Regions from separate parts of the Homo sapiens genome. Here region 2 is linked to region 1. A link is a loop called in an ENCODE intact Hi-C map of the cell type or tissue named here. Cell type or tissue: Caco-2. All regions are shown on one strand. Links, peaks and the distances in the headings refer to the core of each region. The heading gives the core; the rest is flanking DNA. Region 1 has its middle 23 kb from the start of LINC00575. Region 2 overlaps TMEM150C (transmembrane protein 150C).

The links. Hi-C counts contacts between places; a loop is a spot of excess contacts. Peaks named below come from ENCODE experiments on the same cell type or tissue, not always from the same donor. Only the 100,000 strongest peaks of a DNase experiment are listed, where the experiment ranks them.
Region 2: a loop joins it to region 1, with 7 times the contacts of the local background. A loop is called at or near these places in 1 of 110 quality-filtered maps.

Annotation. Positions count from the first base shown.
Region 1 is chr4:82,592,918-82,604,396 of GRCh38, reverse strand. No RefSeq gene overlaps it. Among named protein-coding and RNA genes, the nearest start is that of LINC00575, 23 kb to the left of the region's middle. In Caco-2, for the core only: no CTCF peak of the experiment used is centred there; a DNase peak (open chromatin) is centred at 4,846.
Region 2 is chr4:82,523,198-82,534,676 of GRCh38, reverse strand. The region is part of intron 1 of TMEM150C (transmembrane protein 150C); the gene reads left to right. Among named protein-coding and RNA genes, the nearest start is that of TMEM150C, 33 kb to the left of the region's middle. RefSeq lists an enhancer at 2,487-2,781. In Caco-2, for the core only: no CTCF peak of the experiment used is centred there; DNase peaks (open chromatin) are centred at 2,746, 8,916 and 9,866.

The DNA of each region.
Region 1 (11,479 bases), core at 1,516-9,515:
CTTGGCAGGAACAACAGGGAAGCCAGGCCCCTTTTTCTCTCCGTGTAGTCTCAAGAGCCCCTTTCTGTGGTCTCTCTAGCAGGGTTGTCAAACTTCTTACATGGTGGCTCAGGACTCCAGACCGTGTTCCAAGAGATGAGGGTAGAAGCTGCCAGTCTTTAAGGCCTAAAGGGAGCCTGGCACAGGGCCACTTGCATTGCATTCTATTGGTCAGAACAGTCCCAAAACCTGCTGGATTAAGAGGAAGTGACATAGACTTCACCCCTCAAACAGGAAGAGTATCAGAGAATTTTGTAGCCATGTTTAAGCTGCTACAATATATATTTAACTTTTTATTATGGAAATGTTAAATATATATAAAAGTTGACAATCAGTATGCAAACCTCTATGTACCCATCATTCAGCTTCAACAGTTGTCAACTCATGGCTAATTTGTTTCATGTATACCCCACCCACTTTCTCTACCCCTATATTATTTTAAATCAATCCCTAATACTAATTCATCCACTGCAGTTAAGTTTTATAGTGCTATGCTGAATAGAGGAGAGAACTTCTTTTAAAGGAATTATCTATTCATTTCATTTCACAGACTTTTCTTTGTTAATACCAACCTGCTCATACCTCTTAGAAGGTGTGTTTCTTCCAAGAAATCTCTATTTGAACAGACACAACAAGCGCTTTCCTGCCTATGTTCTGGTGAAACACAAACTGGACTAGGAGTCAGGAGACCTGGGGTCTAGCATCCCAGCCACTGACCAGCTATGGTAGATGATAATCATAATGATAATAGTTAACTCTTACTGAGTCCTCACTTGACTCCACATTCATTGTTTCACTTCTACGATTATTCCCATTTTACAGATAGGGTTAGAAAAGTTAAGCAACTTGCCCAGGATCAAAGAATAGCAGAGGTGGGATTGTATCTAAATCACACTAGGCCCTATTTCCTCCTGGATCCAATGTGGTCAATCATACAAACTCAGCCTACTTCACTGGAAAATTATATATTAAATGCTCAATAAACCACTTTGACAATACTTCAATATCAAATCGCAAAACCTTTTGAAATAGGTAATATATTTTCATGGCTCAAAAGTCGAAACAATATCAAACCGTGACGGGTCTGGCTCCCCTCCTCTTCCATTTATCTCATTCCACTTCCTATTTTCTCTGTACAAGTAAGCATTTTTATTATTTATTTATGCAAATACAGCAAATGTGAATGTGTGTATTATTGTTTCTCCTTTTTCTTACACAAAAGTAGCGCCTTTATGTGTTTAATCTGTATATTCCTGTACCAGCAAATAGCTTTCTCATCTTGTTTGATAGCTGCCTAGAATCTCATTATGTGGACACATCATCATTCATTTAACAAGTTCCCCATGGATGGACATTCAATTTTCCCCAACCTTTTGCTATTACAGACAGTCAGTGGCAGAACCTCTTAGTTCCCTGGTTTGTTCAGTGCTGCCATTTCTCACCCACTTCTGATGTTTAATACAAGAAATTCATCAGGTTTGACTTAAAGAACTATTCCTTCTTTCAGAGTCTTCTGATCAGGGCACCCCCAGGCACCTAAGAATCCGAACCCACAAATGTATCATTATCATCATCCCTTGTTACCAATCTTGTCTAGGTTTGCTTATTTTAAAACTCTGCCCTATACTCCTAGGTCGGTGTGAGCTTGCTGGTCTAAGGTCTGATATCTTAGAAGAAGTACTTCTGGGAAAAGGTATCTTGAAGTGTGTGTTTCCTTTATCACAAATTTGTGCAATTGAAAACCCATGCTAGATGCACTAAGGACATAGCCCAGAGAGATATATGATTGTTGACTTAAAGAGAGATAGGAGGCACAATCCCAAGGGATGTATCTCATGACTTTACGAGTTTCCCCTTGCTTTCCTCTCTACTCTTGAAGACAAGGAGTAATTCTACAACTGACTTTAAGAAGACCGAGTTTGTTGTGGCCTATGTGTGGTGATGTCAAAGATGGCCCTGGATTTTCCTCATTTCTCTTCCTTTTGTCATTGCCTGAAATTCCACCAATTACAGATTTATTTGGGTTTAAAGTATCTCATTTGAAAGGTAAATATCTTCAGTCATTCATATCTTAACAAAGATTGCTGTTCTATATTACCCTATCCTAACACCTAGTACAGATCAGCCATGCTGAGCTAGAATATACTGAGGGTTGGAGAGTGTGATCATTTTGGAGCTAGTGGAAAGGTGAGTGGGAAGGGAGCCGAAGGGGGAACAAATCCAGGATGGTGGAGGCCGAGAGCTCTTATCACCTCCTCCATAGAAGGAAAGGGAAGGGAAGCAGAGAACAGAGACGTGCAGAAGAGAACTGGGTGGGCCTGAAAGGAAACATTGCCCTCTTCATAATCTTGCCCAAGAGTAGTTCTCCTTATTTGGACATACTTACCAAGGATGTATCCATTGCCTACTGTTTGTCAAGGCTTACTATTCCAACTGTAAATCGGAATCTAGAGATGGCAGAACAATGTCTAGCCCGAAAATACACGTTGGTATATGTAGTTGTTTGGATAGCAGTATCATTAGCACTGTGGTTTAACCACAGAACATTTTGTTTCATGGTCTGGATTTCAAAATTCTCAAACATATCATTATTCCCACCCCAAAAGCAGGCCAACTACCTAGACTAGGGCCAAGATTTTTAAGAAAGGACGGAATGAGGGGAAGGAAAGCAATACTCGCATTTTGAAAGAACTAAGTTAGTGATTTCTAAAACAATTCAACAGAAAAGAATCTCAGCTTTATGGACGTATCAGTCCTCCATCCTCTCCTCTGCAAAGACTCCCCAAGCAGCTGACATCTTTAATATAAGGTACCATGCTGCCCTGTAAATGGCAAAGTAGTCTAATGCAGCATCTGTTTTTTCATAGATCAACCTCAAGGGATCAAAAAAATCCCATCATGCAACCATGTGTGCTGAACCCTTTGCAGGCTTGGCAGATATTAAGCAATAGTGTTCTACTTCCCACGCTTCTGCCAGGATTGTCTTTTTGTTTGTTTGCTTGTTTTGACAAATCTATGTAGTTTCTGGGTCTCCTTTTGATTTTTTAGTTCATCCCCATTCCTCCTCTCCTGGCCACGGTAAATACTGTACATTGATCCCCTCCTCCCTTCTCTCGCTATACATTATATTCTGTATTATTTACTGTGACATAAATGTTATTATTTAAGCAACACAACAATATTAGTAGTTAACAGTTGCAATTAGTAGTAATTAATAGTAGGACTAATTAAATAATACGTGTTAGAAAAAATAACAATGTTTTTTAAAATAAACTTTTTATTTAAAAATAGTTTTCTTCAGCTTTTTTTTTTTTTTTTCAGAGACAGGGTCTAGCTCTGTTGCCCAGGCTGGAGTACAGTGGTGCAATCCTGGCTCACTGCAACCTCCACCTCCTGGGCTTAAGCAATCCTCCTGCCTCAGCCTCCCAAGTATCAGCTTCTATTTTATATTTACATTGTACTTCATTCTTATCCCCTGTTGGAAGACCCCATTGCTGAGCTACAGGAAGCCAGATTGTGGGATGTGCTTGAAGAATATTTCAAGTAGCACTAGTCGCCTGTGAAGAACACAGGCCAACAAGTCAGATCATGATAACGTGGGTAAACTTTGATAACAACATTTAATTTTCCTGTGCCTTAGTTTTTTCCTTCTGTGAAATGGAATTATTTTAAAAAATCTTTTAAAATAGTACTTAGCATAAGCACTTTTGCATGCACTATCTCATTTGCCCCTCAAAACAACCTCATTAGGGTGGATATTCCTATGCACAGACCAATCTGACTTTGGTCACTGTTAGGTGCTGCAGACATTGTTGGTTCCTATACACCCTTCCTTCTTTGCCAACAGGACACTGATTTGCCAGGTGTCCCTCCCTCAGGGAAGAGGACTCTCACCCAGCTCAGTGGCGAGCCCTGAATAGCCCAAGCCAATCATGATGATTTTCTTCTCTCTGCTGGTGGTTGTTTTGGAGGTGGGCAAATGATCCAGTTCTGGCTAATGAAACAAGAGATGAAGGTAAGGGAGAGGGGGAGGAGAAGCTTCCAGGAAAGTCTTCCAGGTCTTAGATGAGACAGTCCTTCTGGACCTCATGCCTGCGTCTGAGATCTAGAACTGCGGAAACCCTCTTGTGTCTATGTGGGGAACTAGCCCAGGGGAAAGCCAACAAGTTAGGATGACAGAGGGAAAAGACGGAAGAATGCAGGTCCTTGATGATGTCATTGAGCCAATGAATTAACCAAGCCTAGATGCATCCTGCTTTAGGACTTCATATTACCTGTTACAGAAAGCAGTAAATCTGCCAGGCACAGTGGCTCACGCCTGTAATCCCAGCACTTTGGGAGGCTGAGGCGGGTGGATCACGAGGTCAGGAGTTCGAGACCAGCTTGGCCAACATGGTGAAACTCCATCTCTGCTAAAGATATAAAAAATTAGCCAAGCACAGTGGCATGTGCCTGTAATCCCAGCTACTGGGGAGGCTGAGGCAGGAGAATTGCTTGAACCTGGGAGGCGGAGGTTGCAGTGAGCCGACATCGCGCCACTGCACTCCAGCCCAGGGGACAGGGCAAGATGCCTCCTCAATTAAAAAAAAAAAAAAAAAAAAAGGTAAATCTCCTTTCTGATTGCCAGGGTTTTCTGCTCTTTGCAGTGAAAGACAACTTAGATAATGTGTCAAAGCTTAAGGTAGATTTGAGTCTTTTGGCTCCAAAGGGACCAGTCGGCTCTTGTGAGTCTAAGTACTGTCCCTGAGGCCTTGAACAGTGGTTCCTGACCCTGATATACATTAAAGCCACCTGGGGGCACTCAAAACATGTTTATGCCTGGCTCTTACCCTCACAGGTGCTGATGCAATTGGCCTAGGTCGGGGTCTAGGGCTTGATAATTTTTTAAAACCTCCTCGGGCAATTTTAGTATGAGAACCATTGGTCTAAAAGCACCAGAGGACACAAGAGATGTATTTTAGGACTCTTTTTCCTTCTCAGTGCAGTCCTGCCTCCTCTCCCCCACCCCACCTCACGTTCTTAGCCGCTCCCAAATATAGGGTGACCGTACATCCTGATTTAGCTGGGACAGCCCCAATTTATCACTATTGCCATGGCATAATTATCAATAGCAAACCTCTTTATTCTCAAAAGTGTCCCAATTTGGAGGATTGGTTGCCCTAACTAAAAGCCCTCACAGTGGTGCTGGTTTCATGAAGACTCTGCCCACTACCACCCCTTTATTTCAGATCGATGTGTGCCTAGCCCAGGGTTGGTAGGAGGCTCAGGTGTGAAGAGAACCTATTCAGCTTTCTAGAATTTTTTGTTTTGTTTTGTTTTGTTTTGTTTTTTGTTTTGAGACGGAGTTTCATTCTTGTTGCCCAGGCTGGAGTGCAGTGGCACGGTCTCAGCTCACTGCAATCTCTGCCTCCCAGGTTCAAGCAATTCTCCTGCCTCAGCCTCCCAAGTAGCTGGGATTATAGGCACCCGCCACCAGGCCCAGCTAATTTTTGTGTTTTTAGTAGAGACGGGGTTTCACCATGTTGGCCAGGCTGGTCTCAAACTCCTGACCTCAGGTGATCCACCCACCTCGGCCTCCTAAAGTGCTGGGGTTACAGGCATGAGCCAGTGTAGCCAGCCTAGAGTTTTTAATAAGTGTTTCAGTCCCCGCCTTAGAGATTTGAGAATTAGGGTAGAAGAGGGGTAAATTGGGAATTAGGAGAGAATCCCAGATGTCTTATAGAAAGTTAAGTATTCCCTGAGCTATTTTTAGGTCCTAAATTCTTTGTTACCACTCTGGTGTGCACACAGTCCTGCCTGAAGTCAGGGGAACATTTTAAGTGTTCCCCCCAGGTTCTCCCCATCCCCAGGATTCTCTGATAATGCACATCCTGCTGCAGCTTTTCAGAATTGGAAGAGGAAATTGCACCGTGGGAGCTGCTGAAGCAGAAGAGAGCTCTTGATTTAAGATGCTGGAGTGATACTCAAAGCAGATAGTCGAAGCATCCAGCAGAAGAAATTGAGAGGCCTGGAAAGCAAAAACCAAGAGAGAGATATTGAGTTGCTTTACAATGAGCTAATGAAGGTTTAGGAAGTTTGCTTGGGGTTAATAAGGCACTCTGGATATCATGCAAGTTGCTAACATATGGATGTAGAGGAAGCCAGCTTTGTCTACCAGGGCAGAGCAAGCGGAGTCTTACCTGAGAATCAGAGATCTGATGAATCTTTTGGGGGAAAGAAGAACTCCAGGAAGCTGTGATGAAGACTCCTAAACAAGAAGGGACCATCGAGGCCTCCCTCTTTCACTTTCTTGGGCAGTGCCTTAGGTGTTTGGAGAGGTTACTCTGTGGGAAGGCAAAGTCGAAGGCCCTAAGAACTCTCTAGAAACCCTGGTCAGTTGTTGAGAAATGGAAATTCTATAGAACGAAACATTTAAAAGTTGGAGAACTCAGGAGTTCTTTTATCCAACTCAGAAGAGATTAGAAACTGAAGAGCAAGTTTCCTGCTCTTGCCCTAGAGGCAAGAGAGCTCTCCCCTCCCTCTAGAAGAAAAGCAGGGTTAACTGCGGGAACTGTTTCAGTTATGTATTACCATGTCACAAACTACTCCAAAACTTAATGGCTTAAAAAAAAAACCACCATTTATTTGGTCGCAGTTTTGCTGTTAGGTCTGCGTTAGCCTGGACAATTCAGGTTTCTCCATGTAGCATCTCCTGGGGACAACTTGACTTTCAAGTTGGCGTGCTCACCTGGCTGGCCAGCTGGGGCCGGTAGACCCAGGCCTTGACTCTCTTCCCTGTTGGCCTCTCCAAGTGGCTGTTTGGGCTCCCTCATAGCATGGAAGCTGGATTCCAAGAGGGAAAAAGAGGAAGCTGCTGGTCCCACTTAATGGCAAGGCTCAGAACCAGCATAGCATCACTTCCACTGTATTCTACTGACCAAAGCCCAGATCATAAGCGGAGGGGTGGAGAAAGAGTTTCCATCTCTCAGTAACAAAAGTGACAAAGAATTTGCTGCCATCTCTAATACTCTACATGGGCAGTGAAAAAAGTTAACCATTGAATGTCACGATAAATGGCTATGGAAGTATAACTTCAAGGTTGTCAATGAGACAATGTCTGGCTCTCCAAATGGGAGGGAAAGAGAAATTTGGAGGGTTCAGTGTTTCTGGTGATTCATTAGTAAGACAGCAGAAACAAAGGCCATTGTCATTGTCACTGCTACTGTAACTCATACTCCTGGTCTTACTATTAAATTTGTGTAGGGAGGAGAACACACAATACATATCTATACCCCAAAACTTTAACATTTAAAAGATTGACATGACTTGAATTATTTCATTTGAAAGCATTAGGTTAAAATATGTGCAAGATCATATAATAGGTCCTAAATCAAATATAAAGTGACTCAAAATGTGGTTTCTGTCCTCTGGGAGCTTTTCCATTGACTTAGCAAGTAAGAGCCAACCATGTGCCAAACACGGTACTAGGTATTAATAGCAGGGGGAGGCAAAGCTGGAAATACCAGTGCCTCCACCTCTTTCTAGATAAAAATATGAACATAAAGATTATAAGGCCATCAGGCCGGGCACAGTGGCTCGCTCACACCTGTAATCCCAGCACTTTGGGAGGCCGAGGTGAGCAGATCACAAGGTCAAGAGATCAAGACCATCCTGGCCAACATGGTGAAACCCTGTCTCTACTAAAAATACAAAAATTAGCTGGGTATGGTGGCACGTGCCTGTAGTCCCAGCTACTTGAAAGGCTGAGGCAGGAGACTCATTTGAACCCTGGAGGTGGAGGTTGCAGTGAGCCAAGATCATGCCACTGCACTCCAGCCTGGCAACAGAGTTAGACTCTGTCTCAAAAAAAAGATTATAAGGCCATGTAACAAGTATGACCCAAGCTCCGTACATGATAAGTTATGTATGTGTATAGTAGAAGAAAGAGTAAAGATAAACAACTCAAATCTTAATGATGGGATTATGAGTGGGCTTTTGCTTTCTTCTTTACACTTAATACTTGACTATTTTCAAAAATGAACATTACTTTCAAGATAGAGCACATATTTTAAAATGCAATATAATGTTTTAATAGAGAAATGGCCAGAATGCTCTGGGATCCCAAAGAGAGTCCCTGGCTCCTCCTGGAAGGAGAGGAGAGAAGTTCACATCAGCCTCTTACAGTGACATCAAAGTGACATCAAAGTCATGGCTTGAAGGGTGAATAGAAGTTGCAGTTGATATCTGTCTTTTTGGATAAACCTTTTGTTTGCAGGAGCATTCTTCATTGTGCGTGGTACTGTTGACCCCCTCAAGGAAAGTCAGAGGCTAAGAGGCTCCATTTCCTTCCCTCTTTCTTAGAAGCCAGGGCATGTACAGAAAAACTAAATTCAGCCTGCCAGACCCCCTGCCCAGGATGTTGAATCTGGTGTGAAAGGCACAAAGAAGGGATGGGTAGAATTTATGTACAATAAAACGGGGGCCAGCAGCAACACTGCTGAGCAGGAGCAGTGGTGAAATCCTACTAAAAAATAGCTGTGGCCAGGCTATTTTAAAATTATATATATATAATTTATAAAACATTATAAGTATATGCTGAGTTTATTAGCAAAGATGCAGTAGAAAAAAGTGGCATCAGCTAGAGAGTTGGAGAAGAGAAAAGAATAGTTATTCTAGACAGAAGGAAAGGTCTGTGTGGGTTGAAGAGATCTGTGTGCATTTAGGAAGCTGGTGGTAAAGTATAGTTCAATGCAGCTGAACCATGGATGAGTAGCAAAGGAACTTGCAAGGTTGTTGGGCACTAAATTCTAACGATGCTGAAGCTAGGACATAGAACTTGGACTTTATTTGGTAGTTAACAGGGGAACACAGAGGGTTGGTGAGCTGCGAGTGTCATCATGCAAGTGACGCTTAACGATGTGAAGTCTGGTGGCCATGGATAGAATGGTCAGTTAGGAGCTACTGCAACAATGTAGGATGAGATGGTAACACCTTGAATTAGGCTGATGGCCATGGGAATGGAAAGAACTAATGTGCAAAAAGCTTTATAAATAAGGATTTGTAAACTGGCACCTCCTCTGCTAAGAAACAAAACAAAACAAAATGATTTTAGCCCAGGTGCAGTGGCTCACACCTGTAATCACAGCACTTTGGGAGGCTGAGGTGGGTGGATCACCTGAGGTCAGGAGTTTGAGACTAGCCTGACCAATATGGTGAAACCTCATTTCTACCAAAAAATACAAAAATTAGCCAGGCATGGTGGTGTGTGCTTGCGGTCCCAGCTACTCAGGAGGCTGAGACAGGAGAATCGCTTGGAGACAGGAGAATCGCTTGATCCCAGGAGGCAGAGATTGCAGTGAGCCAAGATCACACCACTTCACTTCAGCCTGGGCAACAGAGTGGGACCCTGTCTCAAAACAAACAAAAAACCAAAAAACCCAAAATGATTTTAGACATACATGTGTATACAATCACTGTTTATAAATCAGCTATGTTTTCTTTTATACACAGACTATAACATACCACATAAGCCAGTTATAATTATCTTCAAGTAATAGAGTGGTGAATTTATTCCATACATTATGCAAAATACACAGGATATATAGAGCCAGACAGAAATACAATGCATCATTCCATGAAAGTGCTTGTTGTGTGTGCATGTGTGTGCGTGTGTGTGTGAACTTGGAATGTGCTATGCAGCAGAAAACTTAAACTGTAGATGGATGTCTCGAATTCCTCTGAGGAATCAGACTGTTTCTTGTAAGTCTGCTCTTACTGCAGTTGGAATTGCTGATGAATACAAGGGACCATTGCTGAGTAAGTGGGAGTTCATCGCGTTTGACTATGGAAAAAACTCTGATGGGTCCAAGGACAGTGACATTTAAACAGCTCCTTAGCAAACAGGATGAGCCAAGGCAATTATGTGATACATTGAAATTCCATTTACAACCCTCCTTCTATCATGCAATCAAGTCTATTGATTCTACTTCCTAATTATATTTGAAATTCGCACCCTATTCTAGTCTAACCCCTCACTGTCACCCCAAAACTCAACTCAAAACCACCTTCTTAACTGCAACATCCCTAGTCAAAGTCAAGTCCCTTGCTCTCCCGTGAAGGAGACTGTCTGCTTTTGTGTTGCCCCTTCTCAGCAAGTCTGTGCTCATGGGCCTTGCTAAACAGGCGGCAGGCTTCATGACTCCTGCCCCCAACCACATTTGGGCCTGACTCAGGACTGACCTATCAGATTATCTTTGTCGGTAATTTGGAATTGGGACCCAGCGAGTCTAATTAGCTGTAAGTGGTGGATCTGAGCATGATGTAGAGGCTGGAGCTTGATGCCCTTTTGGGGGAAGCCAAGGTGAGCCTCATAAAAACAGAGCAATGGGACTAATCTGGAAAGAGAGAGAGGAATAGAGCTGCCAAAGCAAATGGATACAAAAGACTCCATTACCCCCAGAAGGAATGAGAAAGATGGGGAGATAGAGACAGACTACTAGCTACTCTGGTTTCTGATATTTCAGGTTCCAGCTCCTGGGTCTTGTGAGGCCAGAATGCACTTCCTGCCTTGAATTCCACGACATTTTCCTACATCCTTATAATAAGCCCTCCTTGATTCCAGCCAGTTTGAAGTAATTCTTATTCTTTGCACCAAACATGCCCTAATTAACATCCCACAGCACCTGCTCCATGCTCTGTCTTAGCACTGACCATATTACACTGTAGCTGATTATTTGCTGTCTCCTTTCCTTATTGGGCTTTGAACTTCCTCGAGGGCAAGAACTTTGTACTACTCGTCTTTTGTATCCTTAGCCTTTAGAAGAGTGACTGGCGTATAGCAGATATTCAGTAAATGTTTAGAAAGTACTTTTAGAGTTAGGGGTCAACACTTTCACAACTTATATTGATTCTGCTTTAGTGTGGCTCTTATTTTTCCATTGGATTTTGACAGCATAGACGTTAAGCATAAGCAATTGCTTCTGCGCTGTTCTGGGAGTCTCAGAGCCCTGTACTAGAAGCTGGTAAATGCCAGACGCCTGGGCTGGAAGGGATCTTGGGAGGCCATTGCTCTGTAAAAACTAGACATAGCCCTGCAGTGAAAGATTGGCCACTCTCTTTTATTTAAAAATGTTACTTAACTTCCCCCACACAAATATAATAGCAACACTAATGGAAAGCTAAATTTTAAAAAAATTTATCCACAGTGTTATCACTGCAATAAAATAACCTATTTTCAAAGTCCACATCCCCCGCTTGTCTCTGCTTATATACATTCATGTAACTTTTACAGGGTTGTAGTCATTATTCAAATAAAAATCTTTCTCTCATTTTTCTTTAAGAATTCATCGTAATTATTTCCCCCATGTTGCTACAGAAACTTTCTTAGTTTTAATGGCTCTGTAAAATCATCATTGATTAGATATGTATTAAATTACTTAAATTCTCCTGCTATGGGCATCTT
Region 2 (11,479 bases), core at 2,309-10,308, 71 kb after region 1:
ATAAGATGGGCATCTGTAAACCAGGAATCTGCATTCTAATCAGCATCTGAGGTGATGTTTGAGGCAGTAATCCTTGGACCCCATTTAGAGATACGCTGCTGTAAAGTAATCTGCACAGAATTGATAACTCTTTACTGTCTCTCCATTTATTTGGGATGTCTTTTTATCTTTTAGCAAAGTTTTCCCTTTATATGTTACATCTTGCACATTGTAAATGGCTTCTTTTTTCTATTATATCTTCTAATTATTTTTGCAAGTACACAGAAAAGCTGTTGATTTTTAGATATTTATGTTGTATTCAGCCACTTTGCTAAGCTCTATTGTTAAATGTAATAGTTTTTCAGTTAACTCTTTTGCAGGGGTGAGGTGAGGGGCTTGGTTGGTAAATAAGCCTATCACCTGGAAACAAATTATTTTTGCCTCCTCCTTTACAGAATTATACTTGTTATTTCTAGCTGTTCACATTGTCCGAAGCTTCCAGAACATTGCAAAATAAACGTTGCAAAATAAACACTAATAGAACCCACCCTTAATTTGTTCCCATAACAACCCTGTAAGTTGGTGGCCTACTCTTTCTTTATATTCTAAGTTTTATTTTCTAGAATAGCAATTTCTTACCAACTGTGAGAGACTTTGTTCTCAAATGTAGCTTGTCTGGCAGAACTCCAGTTACCAAAACCAAGATTTCAAAGGGGATTAGGGATCGCACCAACTTTGGTTTTGGATCTGTAACTAAATTCAGTAATGTGAAAGTTCTAGATGGTAACCTCTTCTAAAACAAACCAGATTTGTTAGTATTGAAACCTGGACTGATAGGTAACTTTTTTCCTGATTTACATTCTTTCATTGTGCGGATAACATTTCTGCGGCTTTATATTTTATTGAGAGGCTGATGCTTTGAACTTGGTCTTCCTTATTTGTTTCTACAAATCTAGCTTAACTACTCCTTAAACTATGGTCATTGAAAAAATTATCAAAGTACTTACTGGCATGTTTGAGAAAGCTGCCTGACAATCCATATATTGAAAAGATGGAGTTAAAAGAGATCTTTCTGCAGTACCAATTGATAAAACTGGTTACGAGATCTAAGGACAGTAATAATTGATGTCTTTTTTGTTTGTCTGTTTAAGACATAAACGGTAGATATGTAAAAAAATTGATAAATAACTGTAAAACTGCATCAGCTCAAAACTGTGAGAGTTGATATATTTTGTTCAGAAATAAAATTGGCTTGTAGTTTTCTTTTTTTGGAGATATGCTTATCAGTTTTTGGCATCAGAAATAGCCTATAAAAAAGTTTGAGTAGCTTTCCATAATTTTCCATATTTGAGCATAATTGATTTAGCATTAAAATTAGCTTTTCTCTAAAAGTTTGCAACTGTTAAAGGATAGTTGTCAGAAAAAGATAAATTCATGGCTCTCATACAAATATATAAATGAATGCGTTACTTTATGGTACACGTTAATTAGTGAGGGAATCAGGCAGATGTTATAGTTATAACCAGTTAAAAAGAGAATTCAGAAAGTGGACACATCTATGGACCAACAACATTGATTCATAAATATTGAAATAAATGTGCAAATGGAAGCAAAACTCATTGTTTTGTGGCAGTGTGGGAGAAAGAATAGTCAATTAAACGTTTACTTGAGGCCGGGCGCAGTGGCTCACACCTGTAATCCTAGCACTTTGGGAGGCCAAGGCAGGCGGATCACGAGGTCAGGAGATCGAGACCATCCTGGCTAACACAGTGAAACCCTGTCTGTACTAAAAATACAAAAAATTAGCCGGGCGTGGTGGTAGGCACCTGTAGTCCTAGCTACTCGGGAGGCTGAGACAGGAGAATGGCGTGAACCCAGGAGGTGGAGCTTGCAGTGAGCGGAGATCGTGCCACTGCACTCCAGCCTGGGCTGCAGAGTGAGACTCTGTCTCAAAAAAAAAAAAAAAAGTTTACTTGACAGAACAGAATTTGCATGTCTATAGACAAGAATTATTTTGCCTTGCTGTAACCTATAACTTAAAGTTCTATGTATATACAATTATAGATGTATGTATATACATACATATATACACACACATACCCCCATCAGTACATATATATATTATAGATACTTTATAACGCTACTTTGCATATCTTTCTTAAGACACTTGATATTTTAATTTTCTAGAAGCAGCTCTAGGATTTCTTCATGTTAATTTTGCTGTCTTAAAAAGCTCATTGATTGTCGCTTTTACTTTGTTATTGTCACCCTCGTGGTTTCCTTATATGTTTCTTTCTAAATTCATGAAGAGGGTGCATCTTTTTCTCTTCCTTCCCTCCTTTCTGTCTCTACTATAATGAAAATATCTAAGACCACCAATTTATCCCTGAATATAGCCTGGGCTGCATCTTCCTACATATTTGACAAATCCAGAAATATTTGCATTTCAATTTGCATTCTCACCAGCATTGTCATTTTGATTAAAAGTTTGCTAACTTGATAAGCAAACATGTTATCTTGTCTTATTCATACTCTCTTTTCAGCTCTTATTATCAGCCTATACAAATGCTCAGTACTAATGTGCTGTTTTACTGTAGCTCTCTCAAAAAACAAAATCTTTCTTTGATCCTGACTGTTCTTTGAACTATTGCTCCATCTGTTTGTTTACAGCCAAAGTTCCTCCCATCCCTTTCTCAACTTAATTATAACCTGGTTTCTGACCCTGTGCCCTACTAAAACCTTTCATGCCAATGTCACCAGTGACCTCTGAATTGCTAAATCCAGCAGACTCCTCTCAGTGCTAGTCCTGGTTGAACTCTAAGGACATTTGACATTGTTGACCACCTCTTTGTCTTGCACCTTTCTTTCCTTGGCTTTCATGACAACATTCTTTCCTCATTTTCCTCTATTTCCATGACCTTTTTTTTTTTTTTTTTTTTTTTTGAGACAGAGTCTTGCTCTGTTGCCCAGGCTGGAGTGCAATGGTGCAATCTCGGCTCACTACAACCTCCACCTCCCGGGTTCAAGCACTTCTCCTGCCTCAGCCTCCCACGTACCTGGGATTACAGGTGTGTGCCACTACGCCCAGCTAATTTTTTGTATTTTAATATAGATGAGGTTTCGCCATGTTGGCCAGGCTGGTCTTGAACTCCTGACCTCAGGTGATCCACCCACCTTGGCCTCCCAGTGTTGGGATTACAGGTGTGAGCCACCATGCCTGGCCCTTCTATGACCACTTTTTCAGCCTCCATTCCTCCATTGCCCCCTAAACATGAGTGTTCTCCTTGGCTCCATCCTTTCTTCCCATTCTACATAGTCCACCTGGGTTATTGCAACAGTGACCTTGACTTGAATCAGCACCTCTATGCAGCTGACTTCCAAACCTGTCTTTAACCTCTTCTGAACTACAGGTTATATTTCTATCCTCGTACTTCTCTCCTAAATGTCTCGAAGGCATCTCAGTGCAGCTCATCCAGACGGGTTTCTTCAGGCACCTTATTTTTCTTCTTGCTATTCCTGTCTTAGTTACTAGATCTTTACTCCTTACTAAGTCTCCATCTTTGCTGCTTTTTATTTTGCTGTATCTGCCTTGCCTTGGCTCCATTTGCCATTGATATGGTTTGGATCTGTGTCGCCACCCAAATCTCATGTCAAAATGTAATCCCCAGTGTTGGAGGTGAGGCCTGGTGGGAGGTGATTGGATGATGGGGGTTGTTTCTAATGGTTTAGCACCATCTCCCTAGTGCTGTCTCAGGATAGAGTTATCATGAGATCTGGTTATTTAAAAGTGTGTGTTACCTCCCCATTCACTCTCTCTTGCTCCGGCCATGTAAGACGTGCTTGCTTCCCCTTCGCCTTCCACCATAATGGTAAGTTTCCTGAGGCCTCTCCAGAAGCTACTATGCTTCCTGTACAGCCTGCAGAACTGTGAGCCAATAAAACCTCTTTTCTTTATAAATTACTCAGCCTCTGGTATTTCTTTATAGCAGTGTGAGAATGGATTCATAACAGCCATCTACCTTTTATGCCATTGTATATTGGCTGCTGATCACTCTGTGGAGACAAACTTAGGAATTCCAGGCCAATTTAGGCCTTCAGTGTGGAACAGGATGTGGTTTTTTTGTTTGTTTTGTTTTGTTTTGAGACAGAGTCTCGCTTTGTCATCCAGGCTGGAGTGCGGTGGCGCGATCTTGGCTCACTGCAAGCTCCACCTCCCGGGTTCACACCATTCTCCTGCCTCAGCCTCCCGAGTAACTGGGACTACAGGCACCCGCCACCACACCCGGCTAATTTTTTGTATTTTTAGTAGAGACGGGGTTTCACTGTGTTAGCCAGGATGGTCTCGATCTCCTAACCTCGTGATCCACCCGCCTCTGCCTCCCAAAGTGCTGGGATTACAGGCTTGAGCCACCGTGCCTGGCCCCTGAACAGGATGGTTTTTATAAGTCTGTTCACCCTCCTCACACCTCAGGGATTACTCCAAACTCATATCTCTTCACTCCCCTGTATCTCCCACTACCTTCTCTCTCTCTTGTTTCTTCCATCCCTCCTTTGCCCTCCCTCTGACTCCATCTCTCTCACTCTCTCTCTCTAGAGAGAGAGAGAGAGAGAGATTGAAAGAGAGCAAAAGGCATGATCCAAGCCTTTCACTTTCCTGTGTCTCAGCCCTCCCCTCCTGGGCTGAGGGCCCGTCCTCTGAATTCTCCTGCAGCACATGGAGCCCTACACATTCCCTCCCTCTTTCCATACTTTCAGCCTCTACTTCTTTCCTATTAACCATAAAATATGCTCAATTCTCTATTTTTTGAAAAGCAGATTTCTCTCTTAATTTTTAGGTAGGTTTCCCTTTACTCATGCCTGCACATCTTTCCTTTCTTTCACAGCCAAGCTTCTCTTGAAAGTAACCCACATTTACTTTCTCTACTTCCCCACCTCCCTTTCATCTTACATCATTGCAGTGGGAAGTCTGTCTCCACAGTCCTGCTGAAACTGCTCTGATAAAGGCCATCACTGATCGACTCACTAGCCAATCCCTTGACCTCTCTCCAGCCCTCACCTGTGGCATTTGAGACAGTTGACCACTCCTTGACCTTCATAACAAAACTCTTACAGGTGGGCATAGTGGCTCATACCTGTAATCCCAGCACTTGGGGAGGCCAAGGCAGGAGAATCGCTTGAGCCCAGGAATTTGAGTCAGCCTGGGCAACATAGTGAGATCCCATCTCTAGAAAATGTCAAAAAAATTAGTCAAGCATGGCACATATGCCTTTGGTCCCAGCTACTTGGGAGGCTGAGATGGGAGGATTGCTTGAGCCCAGGAAGTCGAGGCTGGAGTGAGCTGTGATTGTGCTACTGCACTCCAGCCTGGGCAACAGAGCAAGACTCTGTCTCAAAAAAAAAGAAAAAGGAAGGAAGGAAGGAAGGGAGGGAGGGAGAGAGGGAGGGAGGGAGGGAGGGAAAGAAACAAAAAACAACTCTCTTGTGCTTCTGCTGTTTCTCTGATCGTTCCCATTCCCCTTCCTTGGCAGCATCCCCTTTGTCCTCCCACTGCTGGTGCTTCTCTGTCTTTGGCTCTCCTGTGCTCTGTGCTCTCCTCCCCTGCCTTCCCGCTGGCTCCTCTCTCCCTTCACACACTCTCCGTGTGTGCTGACTGCCCCCTGCTTTCATGTTCCCTCTATTACCACTCTGTGTAGACTCCCAAATCAACACGTCCAGCCTGACCACTTACCTGAACTTGAGACCCTGGTTGTCTCCTGCCTTCTGTACATCTCCACTTTTGTGCCTCAAAGACACCATAAAACTTGATGCATCCAAGACAGTAGGTAAAGAGGACAAGGATACTTTGGGAGGCCGAGGCGGGCAGATCACGAGGTCAGGAGTTCAAGACCAGCCTGGCCAATATGGTGAAACCCCGTCTTTACTAAAAATACAAAAATTGGCTAGGCTTGGTGCACACCTGTAGTCCCAGCTACCCAGGAGGCTTAGGTAGGAGAATCACTTGAACCCAGGAGGCAGAGGTTGCAGTGAGCCAAGATTGCACCACTGCACTCCAGCCTCGGTGACAGAGACTCCATCTAAAAAAAAAAAAAAAAGGGACGAGGAAAAGTAACTAGAAATAGTAAGAGAGAGAGGAGAATGAGAGAGGGGGCTGTGGGCAGGGGAAATTAATTTCCAATGAATTTTTATGCATATCTCCATTTGCCTCTGCTCTGTTTGGAACACGTGCCATCTTCATCCCCACCTTTTTTCACTAGAGCTGTGGTTCTCAAAGTGTGGTCCCCAGGCCAGGAGCACATCAGCATCACCTGGGAACTTGTAGCAATACAAATTCTCAGGTTTCACCTGGGGCCTACTGAGCCAGAACTTCAGAGGTGGGGCCCAGCAATTTCTGTTGCAATAGCCCGTGCAGGTGATTTTGATGCCTGCTGAAGTTCGAGAGCCCCTGCACTGGTGAATGACTCATTCTTCATGGCCCAGCATCAGTGCTGCTTCACCTGCAGAGCCTTCCCTGGTCCTGTCAGTTAGAACTAATGACTTTCTCCTCCATGTTCCTGTAGTACTTTATTCATGCCAATTATATAGCATTTATTCTATCATAGTTAGCTCTTTAAGAATCCTCCTCCCCCATAGATTATGAGGTCTAAGGTTAATATTAATCTTTGTATTTCTAGCACTGGCCTAGTGCCTGTGCAAAGTGGACATATATTACATTATCACAAATTACTTTTATTTTTCCTGCTCCTTGCCTTTTCTTCTTCCTTTCTTCTTTGCTTGAACCTGACTTCGGGATATGAATAAATTACCAGAATGAGACCTTACCAATGAAAGGTAATGTTTTCATTGGATTCAAGCTTTCAACCCGTTTATATCTATCTATCTGTGTCAGGGTTCAAAGAGAAGCAAAACCATGATGTATACACACACAGTTTACAGGGATTTGAGCTTACTTAATTGTAGAGCTGGTTAAACTGTGTGAAGCTGTTTTCTTCACTTCTGATGCTGGAGTTAGAAGTCCACTGGGCAGAGAGTTAGGAAGGGACAGATCCATGGGAAGAAGGCATGGAGGGAGAGCACAGGGAAGCAACCTACCACAAGCTCAACTAGAACTCATGAGCATCAACCCGGACCCACAAGGACTCTGGAACCCGGTCAGCCCTCGTCAGCCTTGATGGTGTGAGTGTCCTGCAGAAAGAGGGTACCTTTCGTCGTGGAGCTAAACACACTCCTGACCCAGCAGTCAGAGAAGCCCAAGAAGCATCTAGAGGAAGGGGGAGCAGTGGCAGGCCCAGCAGATGCCCCACACCAAGTAGGGGAGCCACAGAAAAACAAGTACGTGTGCGAGCTGTGAAAGCACCTGCCCTGATCCTCGGAACATAAGAACAGAGTGGCTCTGAACATCTAAAATTATTCCAAAATAAAATGGGAGCATTTTTGTAAATGGCTGCTGCTTCACTTTCACCTCCAAATTACGTGTGAAAATGTCTCTTGTGTCCATTCTCACCGGAAACACACAGGTAAGGAAACTCTGGGAAACACAGATCAGGTGAGCCAAGGTGACACAGTACAAAGCCACCACAATATCTACATGACTGAAGCTGAAATACCTGAGGTTTACTCTGTGAAGTAAAATAGGAGATATGGGCAATTATTTGCCAAAAAAAAAAAAAAAAAAAAAAAAGACCCAGTATGATCTGGGTGGTGAGGGAAACCTTTCCTAGATTGGCTGACAGTGGAATCGGTTCTGGAAAGATGGGTAAGAATTACACGGGGAAGACATGCCAGGGGAGACAAAATCATGATTCTTAACCGAAGACCCTCGGTCACCAGTGAAAGGCATAATTACGCTCAGTATGTAGTCTTTACTGAGGTAGGATAGACTTCAGAAAGACTATCAGTAAAGATCGAAAGCGAGGCCATCTAGTTTTAATTAATTAGAAGACCATCTAAGCATTATAATTAATTGAGAGGTTTTTGTAAGTGGTGAGTGTCATAAAGCATAATAAAGTTTAGTTGTAGTGACAATAGCCCAGGAGTTTGGATTCAACCACTTACTAGCTGTGTGACCCTGAGCAAGATATTAAACCTCTGTAGGCCTTTATATTTTCATTTGTAAGTTGGCAGTAAAAATAGTCTCCACCTTACAGAGCTGCTGTAAGGGATTAATAAGAGAATCCATGTAAAGTACTAGGCAGAATGTTAGGCACAGGGCGTATTAACTGCTGCCAATATCCTGTCATCATCATTATTATTGTTGTTGTTATTATTTCCCAAGGAAATACTTTTTTAGGCAGGGTGATTCCAAAGGCCAAATGATATGTTTGACCATTCAAAGTACCTGGCCAATTGAGCAGATAGGATCTAGCACTGACTGCCAGAAGAAATGTGTTCTACTTGTTCTTATTGCTTCCTTGGATTCAAATATAGTTGTCCTTATCTCCTCATCCACAACCCCAAAATGTTTTTCTGTACTTTCCTATCAAAGTTTTTTATCTTGGGTGAGAGCAGTGGCTCACACCTATGATCCCAGCACTTTGGGAGGCCAAGGTGGGAGGATTGCTTGAGCCTAGGAGTTTGAGACCAGCCTGGGCTAAATGGTAAAACCCTGTCTCTACTAAAAATATAAAAATTAGCCAGGTGTGGTGGAGTACACCTGTAGTCCCAGCTATTATGGAGGCTGAGGTGGGAGGATCACATGAGCCCAGGAGGTGGAGGCTGCTGTGAGCCATGATCATGCCACTGCAGTCCAGCCTGAGTGACAGAGCAAAACACTGCCTGAAAAGCAAAAACCAAAACAAAAGAAAATGTTTTTTTTTTTCTTTTGCCTAAGAAATGGGCTTTGCAGCCTTTCTCCACTACCTGCTTTTATCAGGCCTTGGGCAAGGACGGTTTTACAACCCAGGGAGCAAACCACAGCCACCCTGCCCACTCATGAGGCTGTGTGCATGTGATCATATGGCCTCCCTGTGGCAGAATTTAGGGACTTGTCTTGTGGGGGCTCAGAAAAACAGACTAATGTCCATCCACAGCCGTGGGTGTCATTTCGTAACCATATTCAAAGCTGTTAAGCATTTTTCTGCCAGAGAGAAAGGGCTGGATATCTTTTCATCTTTGTTAAACAATGAAAAACAAAGAATGGAATGTTATCTTTTAATTAAAGAGCTATTCTATCCCCCTTTCTTTATCCTGAATATTGAGTTTTCATAAATCTTTATCTCCTGTAAATCTTCAGTCTCATCCCTCCCACCTCCCATCGTTAATTAGATTTTCTGGTTTGTAGCCACTTGAAGTGGAGAAGAATCACTGAACTAGACTTTGGAAACAATACAGTTCTGGTTTTATTACTCAGTTTCAGCATGGATCAGATTCTCAGAATGTACTTTCATTTACATATCTGTCTTTTATAACAAAATCTACAGATCCTATCAATGCAACAATTTTTTTCTCCTTTACCAAGCCCCAACTGACTTTATTCCAAACACGCAAATTCACTAGCAGAGTACATTTTAAAGTTTCTATTCATTGAAAGGTGTGTACTGCCGGCCCTGTCTCAGCTGCGTTTGCAAGAATGAAATGCCTCAAGTGTTCTTTGTATGGTCACCTCCTACCTCCAAAATATTTCTTGAATTCATTGATTTCACAATGCTTGATTCAGTATACCTGTGTCTCTCTGAGAACATTGCAATAGGTTCCTGCTCCCCCAGTACTATAGCCATGCTGTAATCCTCCTCATCGGTAAAAATCCTTCTCATTTAGTTTGTAATCACACCGTGTTTCTGTGCCTTTGTTTGAGCGGTCCCTTACCCAGGATGCCTGTCTAGCTTTATCTACTTGGTGAATTCCTTCCAGACCATCTTAATGTCACCTCCTCTATTCATCAGTCCCAGCTTCCTCAGGTGGGATTATGTTTGCCTTACTCTGGGCTTTGTAGGACTTGTTTGCATTATCAAAGTTGCTACATTTGCATTCGTGATTACGTAATTGTGTCTGTCTCCTCCTCTAGATGCCTTCAGGTTAGAGTCTGCCTTTTTCATAATTGTACCTTCCTACTACCCAACAGAATACCTGACCCAGGGAAGGCACTGGGTAAATACTTGTCAAGTGAATGAAAATCTCCTTTTTCAGTGGTTATATAAATAAGAAGGAAAGACATCATAAAGACAATTACTTGAGTAATTTTCTGCAGAGACTAAAGAAAGCTGCAAGTAATTTGTTTGCGATTTAAAAGAAGTGGGTAGATTAAAAGAAATTCACAGCTAAATAATGAAACGTGGGGGTCCCAAGACACATGTCTCTCTTTTTAGAAATGTCTACCTAAATGTACAATGAATGTTTTTGGAAAAAGAAAAAACAGATTTTTTTTTCAACACAAAAATCAAAAAATAAAATACTTATGAAATAAACTTAGATTCTGTAACCTAATTTTGAATTATGGTCATGTTTTAGTTGCTGTGTTGTTTTTGTTTTGTTTTTCGCGTGATCTCGGCTCACTGCAAGCTCCGCCCCCCGGGTTCACGCCATTCTCCTGCCTCAGCCTTCCGAGTAGCTGGGACCACAGGCACCCACCACCACGCCCTGCTAACCTTTTTTTTTTTTTTGTATTTTTAGTAGAGACGGGGTTTCACCGTGTTAGCCAGGATGGTCTCAATCTCCTGACCTCGTGATCTGCCCTTCTTGGCCTCCCAAAGTTGTTGTGTTTTAATAAAGTAGGTTATTTGAGGCCAGGTGTAGTGGCTCACACCTGTAATCCCAACATTTTGGGAGACGGAGGTGGGCGGATCACCTGAGGTCAGGAGTTCAAGACCAGCCTGGCCAACATGGTGAAACCCCCCCCATCTCCACTAAAAATACAAAAATTAGCCAGGTGTGGCGGCAGGCGCCTATAATCCCAACTACTCAGGAGACTCAGGCAGGAGAATCACTTGAACCCAGGAGGTGAAGGTTGCAGTGAGCTGAGATCACGTCACTGTACTCCAGCCTGAGTTATTTAAAAAAAAAAAAAAGTTATTTGTGTTGTAGGAGTTATTAAGAAATTATTTTAGGCAAATAGAGAGGGAAAGGGGTCTTTGGGAAGTTTTCATTTTTTAAAGCATTTCCGGAAAGTTTCTTGTAAGGCCCCACCAGGCCGGCAAACTTTGATATACAAATGCAGGCCATTAGAAACTGGGTCCACCCAAAATGGCGATTCCTGCAGCCTTCTCGCCCTTGCCTCACATGTTCCTGGCAACATGGCCACCCCCACATATCCCCACGTGTGTAGAACATCATGGCAATGCATTTGCATATTAAAAGGCTGGGATGAGAGGGCCAGCTTTCTCGCAGGGCTACGTAAGTGACATGCCTAGTCAAACCAATCCCCTGAGCCCTATGCAAATCAAACACCGCCTCCTCCAACCTCTGTATATACACCTGACTGGTATCCATGACAGGTGGGGACCTCCTCTTTTGGTTTTGGAGCACCCCCCCGCCCCCATCCCTCTGGCTGTGTACGGGGGAGCCTCTT